Linked DNA regions of Mus musculus: regions 1, 2 and 3 are each linked to region 4. The links are chromatin loops, found by intact Hi-C in ENCODE. Cell type or tissue: heart. All regions are shown on one strand.

Region 1 (5,000 bases), 61 kb after region 4:
GAGGCTGATGTAGATAGATAGCCTGTGATTGATGTGCTGCCAGCCTGGGATGGCTCAGGAGGTGAGGGTTAAGGGACTGAAGGGCTGGAGAGACAGACATCTGGAAGAGGTGAGGATCGTAGAGGTGTGTGTGTGTGTGTGTGTGTGTGTGTGTGTGTGTACACTGTAGCAGGGTGAACGATGCAATGAAGGGGAGAGACATTCCTCCACTTTCTTAGTAGAAATATATACAAATATATACAGAAACAGCGAAAAGGATGTAAAATTCACCTCTATGTGCTCACTACCCAACTTCACCAATAGTGTGTAATCTTGCGGTGAAAACCCCATCTTGTTATTTTCATACAAAGACATCGAATAATTTATTTCCCCCATTGTCTTCTAGCCCTATTTTCTCTCCAGTATCTCATCTATCCCAGGCTGGTCTCAAACTCAATATGTAACCAAGGGTGACCTTGGACTTCTGACCTTTCTGCCTCAACCTTCTAAGTAAGCAGGTGGGTGTTTGCAACTATGCCCTGGGACAGAAACCAGGGCTTTTACCAGCTAAGCTACGTTCTTGGCTCAGTGTAAATACTTGGTTTTATTTTTGTTTTGAGACAGGGGTTTATAATAGCTTGACTAGGAATGGCCCCCCATAGTCTGATATATTTGAATATTTGGTACGCAGTAGGTGAAACTGATTAGGAAGTATTCAGAGGTGTAGCCTTGGAAGAGGTGTGTTGTTGGGTGTGGGCTTGGATGTTTCAAAAGCCTATGCCAGGTCCAGTCTCTCTTCTCTGCCTCCGACTTCTGGATAGATGTGCGTTCTCAGCTATTGCTCCCTTACCAAGCCTGTCTGTCTGCTACCACACTTCCCACTGTGATGACCATGACCTAACCCTCTGAAAATGTAAGCAAGCTCCCAGTTAAATGATTTTTATAGTTGCCTTGGTCATGGTATCTTGTGACAGCAATAGACCAGTAACTAAGACAGGGTCTCAATGTGTTTTGTCCCAGGCTGGCCTTGAATTTGTGAACCACCTGCCTAGGCTCTCAAGTTGCCACTATGCCTTGCCTGCCTTTACTTCAGTATTGTAAAAAGGTAAAACATGCCCCCTTATCCTTCTCATAACAACTCATAGTACATTCTGCTTGTTCAGTTCAGTTCTGTTCTGTTTTGTTTTGTTTTTTTGAGACAGGATTTCTCTTGTGGCCCTGACTGTCCTGGAACTCACTCTGTAGATTAGTCTGGCATTGAAATCAGAGATCTGCCTGCCTCTGCCTCCTGAGTGTTGAGATTGAAGGCGTGCACTATCCGCCACCCCACCCCTTCTTCCCGGCTCTCACAGTACATTCTTAATTTTGAAACTTGTTTGACTCTTAGTCTCCCTGCTCTCCGTGCCATAACTGAATCTTAGTTCCTATCTATGGGGGCCCTTCTACTCAAACCACGACACGATACCAGCTCAGAATATGTAAAACTGCCCCTTAACCTCCGAGTCCTGAGATGATCGACATTTGGGTTGCTCCCAGTCCCTTGATATCAAAACAAGGCCAAGCATATTTGTGGGTTCAGTTCTTGGATGTCAACTTGCTAGGTCTTTGATGCATGCTCCCTGTTTGAACCAAAGAAGTGCTCTGAAGTGCTTCATGCCTTTTGACTCTGAAGAACTCACCCAATGGGTCGGTCCTATGTGCTGTCACTTCTCATCCCCACTGTGCAGCCTGTCCCTTTTGCCCTGTTCCCACTGCCGTGGTCCTTTCCGTCCCTCCCTCCCCGCAACCTGAGGTATTTACTGTTAACTTGGAGCCTACTCTAACCACTTGCTCTGACATTCTCAAAGGAGAACGGACACTGTCCCTCCTTTTCTCCTCCTCCCTGTTTTTTGAAGACAGTTTGTCACTGTAACCCCAGGCTGTCTTCAGTCTCCATTCTGCCTCAGGGTTCCATGTGCTGGGACTGCAAACACACAACACGATGTCTGCCTAGCAGAATGGTTCTTACTGAATGCTGCCAGGCTCATCTCCCCACAGTTTCCTGGGGTCCCTTGCCCAAACTATCTTCTAGCACTCTCCAAGTGGACAATAGCCATTCATTTCTCCCAAACCTTCGGCTTCCCTGAAGGTTGCCTTACTTAGGGCCATCTCACTTGCCCCTCTGCTTGCTCATCCAGAGAGTAAACGCAGTGCTCACCTCTTTCAGACTCCACACAGTGCAAGGACCACACTAGTTTTGGAGTTTTGAATCTGGGTTTTCTTTTTGAGAGATGTCATTCTCACTACCCGGCTACCCTGCCCCTTTCTGAATTTTTGCTTAGTATTTAAAGATGACTGAACCCTGGGCCTTCCTTCTCTTCAAGTGCTGGGGTCAGTCACATGAACACCATGTCTAGCACCACAGACTCTTTCTAAGACTCAGATGTGTGTTACAGCTAGTGTGTGCACGCTAGCTCCTACACAAGAGTTATGGCAGTAAGCGTTTTCATCCGTTGAGGCACACTGAAATGTGTTTATGAGTACTGGGGATAATGAGCACACTTCAGGTACTGAATAGAAGGCATGTCTGTTTATTTCTGTGGTGGTCATTACCTTCTTTCCACAACCATCGGTGTCAGTCTCACATTTGTTGGCTTCATTTGCTTTGTGGGACAGACTGTGGACAAGACTGACCGCCATGCTGCAAGCTAGGTTGTGGCAGGCTCACAACTCAGCCCCAGATCTCCCAGCTCTGTCACAGGGAAGGCGTTGGAGGTGTTCAGTGTAGAGCCAGCAGGAGCACTTTAGACTAGAGCGATCAGTCCCTGGCGGGGGCGGGGCCTGCGGCGGGCCGAGGGCGGAGCTTTGCGAGGGCCACGCCCTGCCCGTCCAAGAACGCGCTCCGCCCGCCCAGTCGGCGCACGGGGAGGGCTCTGCGTTGCCACGGGGGGAGCGCGCTCTCCGGCCAGGCCGCGGCATGCGCGCGCTGCTCGGCTTGCTCCTCGTATTCGGAGGCTGCACCTTCGCATTATACCTGCTCTCCACGCGGCTGCCCTTGGGGCCGAGGCTGGCGGCGGCCGGGGAGCCCGAAGGCCGGTGAGAGGGAGGACACCGGGCGGTGGCCTGGGAGGAGGTCGGAGGGTTGGCAGTGATGCCTCGGGGGCCCTTGCACTTCTCTGCACACGCGGTCGCCTTCCAGCCCCAGCCATCTCGGCTACCGTGGCTCTCCTTCCTCAACCCAATTACCACAGCAGCCAGTCTTCAGAGGTGCAGCCCGGACTTGGAGTGACGAGGCTATGATCCAGTTTGCCCTCTTCCTGCCTGTCTCTGCTTCCCATGACAGCTGGGCGAGGCAGAAGGCTTGTCGGTCGGGTTTCCGACTGCTGCTTATTACTTTGAAAGTGCATAGAGTGTGTCTGGCACGTTGCCGCATTACCAAGAGGCGTTAACTGCATTCGAGTTGTTTTCAGTTACCATTGTCTTTTTGTGGAGCTGAAAAAACTCTCTTGTGGATGTCAGAGGTACTCATGAGAACTAGGAGGGGCTTGCTCATAGTTTATCTCTGCTGGAGCAAAGAACTGTTGAGATGGCAGAGGCAGGGTAGTCTTTGTTCTGTGACCTTTGGACGGGATCCACGGTGTACCAGGCCTAGCGCAGGGTGAAGAGGGAGGCTCTCGGAAAGGGTTGGCCTCCAGCCATGTTATCAAGAAAGCTGTATTTATTATGATGGGAGGTATGTGTCCACGGGGATTCTTTTAAAGTGATGAAATTGTTGTTTTTTGCCTAGTACATCTGGGTAACATGCTGTCTAAATAGTTGTGTGTTTGCTTGGGAGAGGGTCTCCTAGAAAGGACGGCAATTCATGATGATATGCAGTTGCCTGGAGATGAATATACTTGTGTCTTCGGACAAGATAAAAAGAGACCGAGGATGCAAGTCAGTGCTGGAGCCGATGCTCTCAGCATGGTGGAGGCTGTGGGGTTCCATCTTAAAACCCCTAAATAAGTGAAGAGGGTGTGTAGTGGTTATCCAGCACCAGACCCTTTTTAGGCAAGGAAAACAAGACCCGTGGTCACTCCAAGGTCACACAACAGGAACACTGTAGAGTGAGGGTGCCAGCCCAGGGCACTTGTTCCCACTCCAGGGCTCTCCTGTCTGCCTCTGTTGTTTTATCTTGGGTCAGCTGTCATCTTGAGTTCTTTCAATGTCTGGTGGCCAGATGACCTGTTTACAAACTTAACTCTGCAAGGAAGACACACTTCGAACTTTCTCTGGAACCCACGCCTCCACCTGATTTCCCAAACTCTAGGTCGCTGTGGTTCCCCTCCGATCTGGCAGAGCTGCGGGAGCTCTCTGAAGTTCTTCGAGAGTACCGGAAAGAGCACCAGGCCTATGTGTTCCTGCTCTTTTGCAGTGCCTACCTCTACAAGCAGGGCTTTGCCATCCCTGGCTCCAGCTTCCTGGTCAGTGTCCTGCCCTCTCTCCAACTGGGTTTCCTTCTCTGCAAACTGTGACTGCTCCCCCAGAAACCCCTTTAGCCGAGTGGCAGGATGAAGAAACCGTGGGTGTGAAGAGGCGGGCACGAGTGGGCACTGGGTACTTACTGATATTGCAAGCTTCCTACTGTCCTGCCTCTCTCTCCTCCCCAGTATCTAATTCTACCCCAGATTCTGCTTAGACCTATCCGAGCACAGCGTCCTTAGGGCTGACTCTGGGTTGACTTCCCCCTCCAGCTGATCCTGCCTCAGGGTAAAGAGCCAGCTGCTACTTGGTGCCATATAGTCTCGGTTGGTGAGGGCTTGCATGCCCAGAATTGGGGTGCATCTTAGTGCGAGCTTGGTTGTGAGGCTGTCTCTCACAGGTAGGATGGGGGAGAGATAGCACAATACCCAGGGTATGACAAGGACTGCTGAGGTCTCATGGTTAGTGTGTGCCAAAGCCCCAGCCTCACAGTGAGACCCCCTCTTTCATTGGCTTACCTGTGCTCATTCATTCATTCATTCACTTGCTCATGCCTTTTAAAAGACTTGCTTTTCTTTATG
Region 2 (5,000 bases), 160 kb after region 4:
GTATGGAGTGTGATGTCCTTGGAATAACTTTTTTCCTCTTCAATCAGCAGTGTTCCTAGGCAATGCTCTTTAATTTGAACAAAGAATACAAGTATCAGGCTGCACACTGGGGAGAGTTGATCATCTTGGCTCTCTTGGGTCACATGTGCTCCTCATGTGGCTAGTGAGCGGTGGCACACAGGGGAAGGCAAGTAGACAGGGCAAACCAAGCTGCAGGTTCTGCCACCCACTGCTGGCTGCTGTGAACACATCTGTGGATGTGGCCTCTTGCCCTTGGGGACTACTCCGACACCAGCAACCCAGGACACGGCTTTGGTCTGATTAACTTTGTTTCCTAAATAAATTAATTCCTACTCCTGGAGTAGTTTCAATTTTTAGACAGAAAGGCATCTGTTGATAATCGCTGATACACAGTATTTTATTGTTTGATATTAAACAATTAAAAGCTATTGTTTTATCCCACAAGTACAATATACATGAAAATAAATATAATCTGGAATACCGGCACCAGCGGGGACAGTGGGTTCTAGATCCACTCGGTGCCACAGGGGGACAGTTTTACTTCACTCAATTTATGTGCAAGCTAAATTTCTTTCCTGGAAATAAAGCTCTGATTTAATAAACTATGCATAAAGGTGGGATCTAATGAACATTTCTCAAAATGCCTTTGAATACATAAACTTAAATTTTTAAAAGGTTAAAAAGTTGGTCTTCTGGTAGACTTCAGCAATTTAATGTATCTTTGGAAATACTTTCAACACAGACTTGGAAGGACACAAAATAGAAAAATGCACTATATTGAGATATTGTATCTAAAATAATATTGAATGTGTTCAACTAAGCAAATAAAACAACAAAACATAAAACTACCATTGTCGGGCTGGTGAGATGGCTCAGTGAGTAAGAGCACTGACTGCTCTTCCAAAGGTCCTGAGTTCAAATCCCAAAAACCACATGGTGGCTCACAACCATCTGTAATGAGATCTGGCGCCTTCTTCTGGAGTGTCTGAAGACAGCTACAGTGTACTTATATATAATAATAAATAAATCTTTGGACAGGAGCAAGTGGGGTCCTAAATTTAATTTCCAACAACCTCATGAAGGCTCATAACCATCTGTACAGCTACAGTATACTCATATATACATAAAATAAAAAAATAAATCTTAAAAAAAAAAACTACCATTGTCTGGGCAGTAGGCAGAGGGTTCCCCTTCTGCAGCTCTAGGACATGAGAATACACAGAAAAAAAAAAAAAAAAACCAGAATGACAGCATCCAAGGTTAATTTGAGGAAGAAAATAAAATATTTCAGCTTTGGGTGTAATAATTTTTTACAAAATGGATGTTCATTGGGACGATTAAGAATAACCCTTCCTCCAAAATAATCCACCAAGGAATGATCTGAAAATGGGGACCACAACTTAGAACCTCTGCTTAGGAGAAAAACTCAAAACAAAGCATTGATTATACAAAGTGACTAAGACATGGTTGAGTGACAAGAAATAATGGTGCATGTTCTCTCTCTCTCCCTCTCCCCCACCCCCTCCAAAAAAAAAAAAAAAAAAAAGAAAAATCAAACGCATGTCTCAGAGCAGGACATCAGTTGCTCAAAGTTGGGAAGTGCAGTTAGGTCACCTGTGTCCAGGAACCACCCTGGACAGAACAGGACAGTGCTCTATCTGTTCTCTTGAATGTCACAACTTTCTTCAAAATAAACCTAAGCATTGAAAAACAACCCCAGATACTTCTGGTTAAAACTATGAACAAATTATCACGCCAATTTTACATGTGCAAGACATCAGAACTTCTCTCTATTTCCAAAACACAGTGGCGTAAACTCTTCAACTGGAAGTTCACCTTAGAAAACTACTCAGTTACATTTCTTTACAATACAGTTTTGGAACATGGGAAGAAATAACTTCTTTAGCAATCTTTAAAAATATATCCTTACAATTTAAGGATAATTCCTGTTTAGTCTTCACTACAGATATTCTAGTATAAAAATAATATGTAAAAAATGGCAGCAAATATATATATACAAATATATCCCAAGTGCTCTCATCATAAAGGTTTTTGAAAAATGGTCACACAAGATGTATTTATGGGAACATATTGCAAACACGAGATATTGATGGTTCCACGACTAGGAAACAAAGGCAAGGTGAAGGGTGAGACATGGCAGAGAGGACAGCAGCACAGGAGACAAGTGCCGGGCAAGAGCCTGCTCCTCGCCTCGGTCTCGCCAGCCCCACTTTCTGCAGCTCCTTCCTGGTATTCTCCCAGGCTCCCCCACAACACATCCACATCCCCTGGAAGGGAACTGAATCTCCCTTTAAGACAAACCAAGCAAGCATCCAAAGGTAACGTGCAGAACCGTAATCAAAAAATGTCCACGTCTAGCAGGCAGACAAGCTTAGAAATAACCAGCTGTCAGTAGCTGAGCTGTGCCGGGATTGTGGGGTGGGGGTTGTTCAGGTTTCCTACGAGCTTTTGCTGTCTCTTTCACCTTGGGTCTCCCTCAGTAATATCCGTTTTCTAATAAGCTTAAAGCACAAATAAATTCCCCATCTGTCCTTGTGAGATACATGCTGACGAAACAGGAAAAGAGTGTAATACTCACAACAATGAAGAATTCCTACACATGCTGTTCCATTTTCTTGCTTTAAAAAGATGGAAGGTTAATCTAAAGAGCCTTGCAGAATTGGAAAAATAAGGGGGAGGGGATTCTACCCACACAATCCTCTGGCCCACCGCAAAGGAGCTCAAAGCTTGCTGACGTCACACATTCATGAATGGATGTAAATTGGGCTGGTTTAGGATTCCGCACAGACTTAGTGGCTGTGTGTGCTGTGAAGGAAAAGGTTGGGGGGAGGGAGAGGGAGGGCCCAGAGAATGCCCAGCCAATAGGCTTCAGGCAGGTATGGCCAGCCCTCTTTTAGAAAGAATCTGGTCACAGAATAAACAGAGCCCGCCAATCAGACATCTATCACAGACCAGCAGAGCCACACAGCGCAGAGAGAGAGAGAGAGAGAGAGAGAGAGAGAGAGAGAGAGAGAGAGAGAGAGAGAGAAGAGAAGAGAAGAGAAGAGAAGAGAAGAGAGAGAGAAGAGAGAGAGAGAGAGAGAGAGAACTCAAGTGTGACAACCATAAACACATTGTTCTTGCTATTGAATGAAGGAGTCAAAGTGGAAGTTTAGAAGGATCAATGCTCCCAAAGGTAAAATATTTTTTATTCACTAGAGCTATTAGAGCGATTTCCTTTAACCCTGTCTTGATGTTTAGTAACATGCCTAATGCAATAAAAAGAAATCAAAGTCAGAGAATTCGTTCTTAAGATTGGTGTCAGATCAGCAAGCACACACCCCACAACACAATTTGAAACAACAAAATAACAGAACATGGGTGTATACAGTTTTCTAAGATGGAATTACATAAGCTGTATTGCTTTTATCCCAACATGTTCCTAACCTTTGTTATGTAGCAAAAGTGGGAGGAGAAGGGTAATTTACAGTTAGATTTAAATAAGGGACAGCATTCCCTCATTGATTTTATTCAATGTCTGATATTCAATTAAGACAAGGCTCTAAAAGGACTCCTAGTGAATCTTGAAGCAAAAGATACACTTCAGTATAAACTCTTAGCAGTAAAAACAGCTGTGTTCAGTCACCAAATGGGCTCGTGGCAATTCTTTACTCTTTAAGTTTGTAAATGTTATACCGAAGTAGAAGCTAACGCAACTATCTTCTCCCTAACATGTTGCTTTACAATCACCAACACTTCCCAAGCATTGACCATCATTTGTGTATTTGTAGGATGGTCTCAAATCCTTGAACTGAAGTAAGAACAGAAGTGTTTACTGCAAGGTCGCTGTTGTGAAACGTCTTGTGGCTGGGAGCCTTCACAGGGGGTCTTCTCATGGAGATGCCGTGTAAGGCAGAGAAAGGGGACAGCGTTGTTCCGAGACTTTCCACTACTGTTTCATGCGAGGGATAGACTACTGATGGCACAGAGAATCAACAGATCACTATAAAGAAGGTTGCAGACTATTACTGTGGGAAAAATGGACCAAAGAAGCTTGCTTATCTATGTAAGTTAGGATTGTTCATGGCTAATATTGTATAGAAATGGTGCTAGCAGACCCTGTGTGTACCCCAAAGGCTATGCCAAATATCCATGACACCACGCTTACTTCAGAATCATTGAATGGGAAGAAGACGAAGAATATCCATACTCATTCTCTGGACTTACTGTGTTCTCTGTCAATAAGGTTGGTGAACCAGCACACCAGGCTAGATGCCATATCCTAGCTAGACAAACCTTAATGGCATAATGGAGAGTCAATGCATCCTCCCTGCCAAAAGCACGCTTATTAGTGAAATAGGTAGGAATTCCAACTGATAATGCCAACTCATTGGAGCAAGTGGTTTCTCAATTGATCAAATATTTAGCAACCTCAAAATACGTCATCCATAATATAAATTATGGTGATGTGCCATAACCAAGCTTTTAGAGGTCTAAAAATACTGCGTAGAACTTAGTGGAAATGCTTTACACACTAAAAGAGCAGAATGAAACGGTTTCCATCTGCACGGCACTGCCCAGCTCACCTGTCTTCTAGACACAGGGTGAGGACTGGGGACAGCTACAGAGAACGGGACAGTTACTGCCTGAAGACCAGTGTGAAGAATAGAACTAAACTCAATTCTGCTTAGCCACTCGGGTGTGGTCATGCGTGTCTCTAGCTCCAGCTTTTGGAAAGTGGAAGCAGGAGGATCGTAAGTCCAAGGCGAGAGGAATCTAGGCACAAGGTGACAGTCGCACTCAGGCTCAAGGAGGATGAGAACAAGAGGTAGCAGACACCCACCTTTTCCATTTAGGTTTGCCCTCTTCCTGTCCCCATTTTGAAGGAACTGTCTCTCCTCCTATTTTCAACCTATGTGATTCAGATGAACACCACTTAGGGTTCAAAAGCAAGCAGAGGCACAAGTCTGGCTACCTCA
Region 3 (5,000 bases), 850 kb before region 4:
CTCAGTATGTATCTGAAGTTTGTTTTGAACTGATCCTCCCGCCTCTACCTCTCAAATGCTGAATTTATAGGTATATAAAACCATATCCAGCTCAACTACATACATTTTTTTGTTGTTGTTGTTATTCTGTTTTTCAATACAGGGTTTTTCAGTAGCCCTGCCTGTCCTGGAATTTACTCTGTAGACCAGGCTGGCCTCAAACATAGAGATCTGCCTGCCTCTAGGGATGAACTTATTACTGTTGTTTTGTTAAATAGGCATGTTGTCAAACTACCTTGTAAATATTTAGGTTATATCCATAGACTACATATGAATATATATGGAAATATATGATATAATATAAATACAATCTATGATACAACATGTAAGTATGTTATATTAACACACACACAAATATATATACATGGTTATATGTTATATTCATGAATATAAGGTTAAATCCATGCCACTCTCCTTTTTGGACAGAGAGACCTCTTTCTTCAGGGGCAGTAGTTAATGCAACAGCATAACTGTTCAAAGCATGGAGAATAAGTGAGTGAGTATTGAGACATCAATCTTAAATGGAATGGTGTTTCAACCTTCCACCCCTCTCCCACACTCCCGAAGGTTCATGGGTAGAGGGTACAGAAAGAATGTAAACACAGAGGGTGGGAAGGAGTGTTGTCAAATTTTGTCTTCTGCAAATGGTATTCATGAATTCACTCAAGATATGGTTACCTGAACAAGACCTACCTGAGCAAGCCAATACAAATAGTCACCATGTGAGAAGGCAGCACTAACTAACCGGACTCAGAGAGGTACATGAAGTTAGGACGGGAACATATTGGGGTGTGCCCAGGGCAAGTATATGTGTGGGGGGAGCAAGGAGTTGTGGGTAGGTATATGTGTGTATATGAAACTGTCAGAGAATAATGAAAGATTTAAGAGTGAAAAGGTTAAATGATAGCTCAGAAAAATACAAGAAAGAAAAAGGGGGGGGGGGCTGATATAGTTGAGTGTCAGCATTATTTCCCCAGAGGCTGCTTTATGAGTGACTATAGTATTAACAATATTAGTATTTTCCAGGAATGGTCGTTCATGCCTGCAAGTCTAACACTTGGGAAGTGACGACTGAAGGATCAGGAGGGAGTTCAACGCTGCCTTCAGCTACATATTGAGTTGGAGACCAGCATACCTCAACTCCTACATGCAAAATCGTATGTTGATGTACCTTGGGTACTCCGTGGCTTAATCAAACAAGAACAAAACAATAAAGTGTATGTAAGAAATGTCAACTTTGAGAAATTTAAAGTATGTCACAAAGAAGAAATGATAAGATTAAAGCAAACAAAACAAAACAAAATAAAGAAAATAACTTTAAAAGCTATGCTAAGCAGTGAGTTTCCCATTATGAACAACCTATAAATTGTCAAAATCTGACATCTATGAGCTTTTGGTGTGTTTTTATTTTTGCAGTTATGTATATATTTGAAATAGCATGTGATATAGGCCAGGCAAATCTGGAACTCAGTCGATAGCTGAAAATGACCTTGAGTTCTGACCCACCTATTTTCATCAGCCCAAAGAAGGGATTGAGGGTGAAGGCATTCTAGAACACAAGTCCAACATACCATATCCTAAGTCACCACATCTATAGGGTCGTGCATGCATTTAAATGCTGGGAGAAACTTTAAGCCTGCTCTTTCTCCCTGAAAGTTGGCACAGTTATCCCTGATTTCAGGAACTTGACACAGTTCCTTCAAGCTTGTAGGATTCCTAAGAGTGGCATGAGACTAGAATCCCAGTTTTTATCGCCTGTTAGAGAACTGTTGTCACTCAGACCATCCAGCTCAGGAAGGAACCATGGTGAGAGGCAGCGAGGCAAGAAGACAGTTCAGGTTCGTTAGCCCAAGAAGGTGGGAAGTACAAGGTCTCTCTAAAGTGTCTTGCTGCTCTCTCAAGCCAACTTTCTTCAGTCTGAGCTTGGCTTCCTTTCTTGCTCTCCTCATTTGACATGGCATCATGGCCCACCCACTTTAGTGTCAGCCTTTTGGAGGCTTGTTGCAAACTGGGTAACCCACAGTCCCACTCTGGAACTCAGACGTCAAGGACGTATCTATAATCTCAACCCCAGCTTGACACTCGCTTCCTTCATTTCCATCAAGAGCCTCATCCCTCAGACGTCCGCCTCCCTTCTTCTGCTCACAGCCACTTAACTCCCTCCAATCCCCAAACGTGGTATTTGGCTCTGCAACCAACCCCCGCTCTTCCTGGGGGAAACCTGGCCCTGCACCGCCAGCCTGGCCCACACTACCCCCTTGTCCCTCGACCCGGCAGTGCCCCTCCCTCACTCCTCGATGTCACCCGCGTCCTTCTCAGCAAGGGCCGCCCCTCGGCCTCTTGCTGCACGCGCGGGAGCCCCCTTCCTCACCCGGCGATCACAGTCCCGATGAGGTACAGCAGCAACAGGCAGAAGGTGCTCAGGTTCTGCGGGGCCATGGCGTCCCCTGGTCCTACCCTCTCAGCCTCCGGTGCCGCTGCGTCGGCTGACCAGCCCTTCCGGCCCAGGGAGGCCGCCTCACGCCGGGGTCTCTCTCTTGCCCGGCCGCGGAGACAGGTAGCGCGCCCCTTCCTCAGCTGCCACCTTCCGGGAGCCCCAGAGCCGGCGAGCAGCCAGGCGTGGGCCAATCGCCGCCGGGGACATCACACGCGGCCGCCACTCCGCAGCCAATCAGCGCGGTACACTTCACCTCCGAGGCGGCGCGGGAAGCCAATCAGACAGCAGAACAGCCGTCGTGTCCGCCGGCCAATGGGAAGAGAAAACGTCAGAGGTTCGCGCCGCCCGGAAGCGGCTGAGAACCGGAGAGAGTTAGGAGCCGAGAAAGAGCGCGCTGCTGTAGGAAACCCGAATGTCCACCAATCGCGAGGCTCCTTCCCGATTCCGACCAATTGCTTGAGAGAGGTCTTACTACCAGTCTGGAAGCTACGCCATGTGCACACGTGACTTGCGAGCGCTCACCGAAGTGCAACCCCAGGAGGTGTCAAAGTACGTGGGGCGTCTTGCCTGGGGATAGGCTCTCCCAGTACTAACTTATTACAGTCTCGCTACCGTGGAAAAGAGGGACCTGGTACCTTGTAGAGACGCCGCCATAGAGACCGACTTAAGTTAAGATTCGGCTTCCAGCACTCCGTAGCGGTGAGGCAGCCCCATCTCCACCCCACTTTCGAACCTGTTTTCTACAGAACTAAGGCAAAGCGTTCTCTGGCAGTGTTGGGAATTAATTAAACTTTTTTTTTTCCTGCAAGTTTCCTAGCAGAATTGCACACAGCAAGCATGCAATCAATAAAAGGCACTAGAGCTTGTTCATCGGTTGCTCTTTTCTCCAGTTTTGTTTACCTCAGACAACTAGTTGTTTAGGACAGCTTCTCAGCTTAGCTTCCTGCATAACCTATTCAGATTTTTATCAGTGAACCGTAATGTGTGCTTGTCCACTATAGCTCCACCTCTGAGTCATAATTATCTCCTGCTTGCAAAGGTCTCATAACCGATCTCCCTGCCTCCAAACTTCATATCTTGATACACTATTTTAAAGTTCCTCTGCTCTCCACCCTATGATTGTGTGCACTCGGGAGCGCACTAGGGAACCTGGAGATCACAGATTAGACTAGGCTGGTGGACCCAGGAGCTCGAGAACCGTCTCTGTCTCTTGAGTGCTGGGAATCCAGGACGTTGTTGTTGCAGTTGCTACAATGGGCGGAATTCAAGACCCCCTGTTTGTATGGCAAGTAAGTGGCAAGCTTTATGGACTGAACTATCCCCAGCGCACTCCCGCTTTTTAAAAACTATGTCAAATCATCCTCTCCTGCTTAAAACCTTTAGTGGCTTTTCATTGCACTCAAAGTAAAAGGCCAAGTCTATGGTAACTTACAAAGCTGTCTAATTTAATGATATATATCCTCACCTATTAAATATCGTAGCATGTTCCAGAATAATCAACTCCCTTCCTTTTAAAAATGTTTCATTGTGTATAGTCATTGTATATGGTACTTTCTTGTATAGTCAAACTGTATAATGTATATATTTTTACCTTTTTCTCTCTGTGCTGTTATTCCTTTTGTTTCTCTAGGTGATTTGGCATTGCCATATACACATATGTGATTTTAAGTACCTATATAAAATCTAGGAGCCACACATTGAGATAAAACATGTATTTGTTTCTCTGAGACAAGATAGTCATCTAGACAAGATAGTTATCTCCAGTTATATCCATTTTCCTGTATACAACAAAATTGCATTCCTAAATTTTTGCTTGTGAGCCTAACCTTTAATGGTTAAGCCATCTTTTGTATCCTATAGCTGCATTTTCTATGGTTTGGAAGAAAACATTGTACATAAGCCACATTTTCTTTATTCTCTTGTTGAACTCCTAAGTCCATCCTGTAAGTTAGCTATTGTGAATAGTGCTGGAACAAACATTGATGTTTTGCCAAAACCTCAATGAGAAAGAAAAAGGTTTATTTTGATGTTCATGGGTGCTGTGATGGTTTGTATAGCCTTGGACCAGGGAGTGGCACCATCTGAAGGTGTGGCCTTGTTGGAATAGGTGTGACTTGGTTGGAATGGGTGTGTCATTGTGGGTGTGGGTATAAGATCCTCACTCTAGTTGCCTGGAAGTCAGTCTTCCACTAGCAGCCTTTGGATGAAGACGTAGAACTCTCAGCTCTGCCTGCACCATGCCTGCCTGGATACTGCCATGCTCCCACCTTGATGATAATGGACTGAACCTCTGAACCTGTAAGCCAGCCCCAATTAAATGTTGTTTTTATAAGACTTGCCTTGGTCATGGTGTCTGTTCACAGCAGTAAAACCCTGACTAAGACAGGTGCTTTGCCTACATGTAACCTAGTGAGTGCATGCCTTTTTGCTCAAAAAGGCCAGAAGAGGATGGAGAATCCCTTGGAATTGAAGTTGATGAGTTAGTGTGTGTTCTATAGTTCCTCTCGAGGAGGTTTCTAGTTTT
Region 4 (5,000 bases):
TCAACACTCCCTACTACATTATGATGTATAATCTGGCCAAATTAAACCAACACATCATTTGGTTTTGGGACACTGGCCCTAAAGACAGACTTTTTTTTTTTTTTTAATTTCAAGCAACAATATAAGCAGCCTTAAGAGATAAGGTAGTAGTTGGGAGTTGGCAATGGTGTTGCTTAAATGTCTCCCGACCCCTATACCCTGGGCTGGGGATTGAAGACAGGACAGGCACGACAGACAAGCACACCGCCCCTAAGGCACAGCTCTAGTTCCTAGAAAAAAGTATCTTTTAAGACACCAGCCCCCGAGCCGGGCATGGTGGCACACACCTTTAATCCCAGCACTCGGGAGGCAGAGGCAGGCCGATTTCTGAGTTCGAGGCCAGCCTGGTCTACAGAGTGAGTTCCAGGACAGCCAGGGCTGCACAGAGAAACCCTGTCTCAAAAAACAAAAGAACAAAACAAAACAAAATAACCCACGAGCCCCCGAATGTAGTAAAGAACAGAAAGCAGCTAGAAGTCAAGGCTGGCCAGGACACATCCACACTCAGGTTTGGGTCGGCATACTGCTGACTCCGAGGGACTATGAATGAAAATGTGAGGCGATCACCAGTCCCTGTTCGATAAATATGCAGTTTCATTGTGCACCAGATCCAGTTGGGGGAGAATAAACTATTCTTACATAAGCATCAGTTTGAGAACTTTATAACATCTTAACCGATTCTTATCTGAACCCCATGGAACTGTAGAAGCCATGGGACTACATGCTACAGTTTAGCGAACAACCAGTTTCACCAATGACCTACATTCCTGGAGTCATCTATGAATCATTTTGATCTACTTCCCCTAATCCAATCTTTTGTCCACTTCTCTTGACCTGGAAACAAAAATAATCACCATCATCATAATAATAAGTGAAGTAGACATAGCAGAGGAAGGAAAGGGAGGGAGAATGTAAGAGTGGGAGACAGGGGGGAGTATAGAAGTTGTAGAATATTTTGTTTTCTAGATAAACCCTTAAAAGGGAAGACACTGTAAAGTAAATAAAGGAGTAGATGCTAAGTACTAATATTTGTCATTTCCTTCTAATTTTAACCGAATCTTACAAGAGTGCGGTACGTAAATACTTTCTGCCTCTTACAAGGATGTTAAAGAACAGGACCATTCCCTTCCCCTGCAGCCCAACACACACACCCCGACAGTTGCTGTCGAACAAGACAACTGCTGTTCCTCGGTGCGAAGACAACAGCACTCGCAGTCAAACGACTACGGGCAAACTCCTAACCTAGTGACTCGCTCCTGCGCTGTCCGCCCGCGACGACACCGGGCGACAGGAGCCGTATCCGGCGAGCAGCACATCGCCGGCCTCCCGTTCCCCTTCCGCTCGCAGCTAGAGGGACGGACTCTCCCCAGGCCTCCGCGGTCCCGTAGTCGCCGGTTCCCACAGGCCCGCGGCGCCCAACGCCAGCGCGGGGGAGGGGACCCGACCGGCGCGCGGCCACCTTACCTGCTGGAGCGCCGCCTCTTGAGTAGGGCGCGGGCCCCGGGCGCGGGCCGCTCACACAAGCGAAGAATGGTGCCGAGAACCTTAGCCAGCCATCTGTACATTCCAGGCCTGAGCAGCAGCGGCGGCCGACACACCCCGAGACGCGAACCCCAGAGCTGTCGCCGCCGCCGCCGCCGCCGCCGCCGCCGTCGCCGCTGCCGCTGCCGCTGCCGCTGCCGCCTTCGCCGCTTCAGCCGTAGCCAGGATCAGGCGCGGACTTGTGACGCCATCAGAGGGCCCACAGATTTAACGTTCCCCGGGCTAGGGGAGGACTCTCTAGAAGCCGTTGACGTCACCTTCTTCCGCCCAACGGGAAAGCGGCCTCCGGAGTCTGAGCATGCGCAGTCTGGGCCTGCTCCTTGTAAGCCTAGCAACAGGAAGCGGGACGGGGAGAGCGGGCTCTTGCGCGGGTCTGACTGGCAGACCGAAGGGCGGGGCTTTCTCTTTGGCAGAGCCAGTCAGGAGTCGATCTCGGGACAAGGCCCACAGACCCAAACCACGTGTATCGATGCTGGGCCGGGAGAGCTACCCAAGCAACCCGACAGTGGAGGGTTCTGTAAAAGAATGCGCAGGGTGGAAAATAGGTCAGGTTAGTTAATGAGTATGTAAGGGTTTGCGCTTTATTTTGTATATACATTGGTCTAATACTTTACCCGGATTGCCGTCATGTTTACAGCAACCGGACACAGTGGGGAATTTTAGGAATGTCATAAAAACCAAAGGTATATAGCAATTAAACCATGTGCCTAAGAAAATGGAGCTAACCACTAGCATTTGAGCCAGTCTAACTATTAGGGCTCATTCCGCACGCATACGTGCAAGTTTACTGGGAGAGACATTTTCATAGATACTTATAAATTAGAATACAAGGTCACCTGCTTATGTGATAAATGATTGTAATGCGCAATGGAACTAGAGAAAGTTAAACCAGATGCTGGGGAGTGAGTAGGGCAGACGGACACGACTTCTTAGGAAAAGCTTCCGAGAAACAGGGACTGAATGATTCCTGTGGCCTTTTCTAATCAGCTTGTCTCTTCCCCTCAGCTGTCAGGTAGCAATCAATTCTCATTATCCTCTCTGGGAATGTATACACTTTTCTTTTCTTCTCTTCTCTTCTCTTCTCTTCTCTTCTCTTCTCTTCTCTTCTCTTCTTTCTTTCTTCCTTTTTGTTGTTTTGTTGTTGTTGTTGTTGTTGTTTTTTGAGACAGAGTTTCTCTGTATAGCCCTGACTGTCCTGGAACTCACTTTGTAGACCAGGCTGGCCTCGAACTCAGAAATCTGCCTGCCTCTGCCTCCCGAGTGCTGGGATTAAAGGAAAACCATTAGAAATAAATGTCTAAATAATATCTCCTATGGACTTAAGCATAATGTCTGGGAGTGCAGTCCCTTGAAGTATTAAAAACAGTCTCAAAGCCGGGCGGTGGTGGCACATGACTTTAATCCCAGCACTTGGGAGGCAGAGGCAGGCAGATTTCTGAGTTCAAGGGCCAGCCTGGTCTACAGACTGAGTTCCAGGACAGTCAGGGCTACACAGAGAAACCCTGTCTCAAAAAACAAAAACCCAAAAAACAAAAACAAAAACAGTCACTGCTGGGCATAGTGGCACATGCCTTTAATGCCGGCACTTGGGAGGTAGAGATAGGTGGATCTCTGTGAATTAGAGGCCAGCCTGGTCTACGCAATTAGTTCCAGAATAACCAGAACTAAGTAGAAAGACCTTCTCATAAACAAACAAAACAACAACAACAAAAACCAGGCTCTATCTTTCCTATTGGGTGTATAAGGCCATATGCTAATGAAAATTACCTGCCTAATGCACACACCGGGGCATTGAGGATCTACCTGGTCCTCAGATGTGAGCTCTCAACTACTGGTCCAGCACTATGCCTTCCTGCTGACATGCTCCCTGCTATGATGGTCATGAGAATTAGACAAGGAGAGGCAAGTGGTTAGAGCAGGTGAAGCAGAGGCAGCTGAATGGGTGGTAGTTGAACTGGTCAGCGCGCTGGCTCTCCCTTTTCACACCACAGGGTGAGGTCCCTCTCTAGCATTGCTCCAGCTAGCCCACCCAATGTTGTTATCTGCAGGAGGCAGGCTCATTTCTCCTCCTCTCCCCCAGGACAGCTCACCCAGACCCAAACCTCCAATGTGCCCAGCCAAGATTCGGAGTCTGCTCTCCAAGGTGCTGTAGCCTGTGAGGACCTGGCCAGCTCTCCCACTCATGTAGGGTGCCTTTGCCAATAGGGCCAGCTCCTTTGTGCTGCCCAGGCAAGCAAGATACAGGGCCCATTTGCCAAGGTGCTATAGTAGGGAGGGACAGGGCCACCCTCTCTCATGACCTCAGGGCCAGTTCTCTAGACTGCCACGGGTTTAGGGGGTGAGGGAGGGGAGGGCACCACTTTCATACCTAGGAATCTATAGTAAAGTTCTCTCCAAACTCACCTTTTGTGGTACGTGAACTTCACACTTGGAATTTATGAGATGGGAACCTGAAAGTCACTGGCCCATAGTGGTTGTGGTGATGATCATGTTTTAGGACCCAACCTCCCCAAGAAAGATCATGTTGTTTCCCAAGACACCCCAGTATCACTGTGCTAATCCCACAATAGCTAGGAAATAGAAACAACCTAGGTGTCCGTCACCTGAAAGTAGATAAGGGAAATGGGATACATATTCACAATGGAACATTGCTCATCTGTAAAGACAAACAAAATGAGGAAATTTTCAGGTAAATGGGGAGAGCTGGAAAAAATTATACTGAGTGAGGTCACGGAGGCACATAAGACAAATGCCAAATTTTTCTCATGTGGATCCAAGTTTCTAATCCTGTTTTGTATGTTTAACTTGAGTATGGTGGAAGACAGAAAACTAGAATGAGCTACTGGGGAGTGAAGAATTACGGAGAGAGAATAGTCAAGCATAGGTAAAAGATATATTTTAAAAATGTAGGTAAAAGAGGGGGGTGCTGCGGAGGGGGAGGGCAGAGATTCAAGCATGGAGGGGGTGGGAGCTGGATAAATGAAAGGTGGGCAGAAGGCTTCACTAAAGTGCAACCTAGGGTCTTCCAGCTCTAGAAAAACATTTCAACGAGGGACAACACAGGTGACATGAAAGGAAAGAGGAAATGCACCAGGGTTAAAGGCGGGGGGGGGGGGGTAGTTAGCCCAAACTCAGTGTACAGGAAAAACCCTATGAAAATCTATTAGTTTAAAAGCTATTTAAGTATAATTTTAGAAAGGAAGTTTGAACAGGGTTTTTTTTTTATTCACTTTACATTATGATCACTGTCCTCCCTCCCAATATCCCTCTACAGTCCCCCACCCCCTGAGAGGGTGGAGATCCCCCTGGATGTCCCCTGCAACCCTGGCACATCAAGTCTTTGCAGAACTAGGGGCTTCTCCTACTGGGGCCAGACAAGACAGCTGACTTAGGAGAATGGATTCCACAGACAGGTAACA

The links. Peaks named below come from ENCODE experiments on the same cell type or tissue, not always from the same donor. Only the 100,000 strongest peaks of a DNase experiment are listed, where the experiment ranks them.
Region 1: it touches region 4 in a loop (2.1-fold over the local background); 10 of 42 quality-filtered maps call a loop at or near these places.
Region 2: it touches region 4 in a loop (2.4-fold over the local background); 25 of 42 quality-filtered maps call a loop at or near these places.
Region 3: a loop joins it to region 4, with 4 times the contacts of the local background. A loop is called at or near these places in 2 of 42 quality-filtered maps.

What each region holds. Positions count from the first base shown.
Region 1 is chr16:21,945,422-21,950,421 of GRCm38, reverse strand. Tmem41a (transmembrane protein 41a) reads left to right here and starts at 2,870. Exons shown (of 5, transcript NM_025693.4): 1 at 2,870-3,054; 2 at 4,268-4,421. The coding sequence starts at 2,936. In heart, a CTCF peak has its summit at 2,773; a DNase peak (open chromatin) is centred at 2,841; H3K4me3 peaks cover 1,744 bases; H3K27ac peaks cover 1,906 bases; H3K27me3 peaks cover 409 bases.
Region 2 is chr16:21,843,841-21,848,840 of GRCm38, reverse strand. It overlaps Gm26744 (a long non-coding RNA gene), which reads left to right and starts at 2,976. Exons shown (of 2, transcript XR_875951.3): 1 at 2,976-3,217; 2 at 3,813-5,000. It also overlaps a transcript of Map3k13 not described here. In heart, no CTCF peak of the experiment used is centred here; a DNase peak (open chromatin) is centred at 2,900; H3K4me3 peaks cover 1,353 bases; H3K27ac peaks cover 803 bases.
Region 3 is chr16:22,855,520-22,860,519 of GRCm38, reverse strand. It overlaps Tbccd1 (TBCC domain containing 1), which reads left to right and starts at 2,851. Exons shown (of 8, transcript NM_001081368.2): 1 at 2,851-3,175. Dnajb11 (DnaJ heat shock protein family (Hsp40) member B11) reads right to left here and starts at 2,675. Exons shown (of 10, transcript NM_001190804.1): 1 at 2,411-2,675. The coding sequence starts at 2,478. In heart, no CTCF peak of the experiment used is centred here; a DNase peak (open chromatin) is centred at 2,829; H3K4me3 peaks cover 2,840 bases; H3K27ac peaks cover 1,990 bases.
Region 4 is chr16:22,006,246-22,011,245 of GRCm38, reverse strand. Senp2 (SUMO/sentrin specific peptidase 2) reads right to left here and starts at 1,762. Exons shown (of 17, transcript NM_029457.3): 1 at 1,504-1,762. The coding sequence starts at 1,604. In heart, no CTCF peak of the experiment used is centred here; a DNase peak (open chromatin) is centred at 1,875; H3K4me3 peaks cover 2,182 bases; H3K27ac peaks cover 1,184 bases.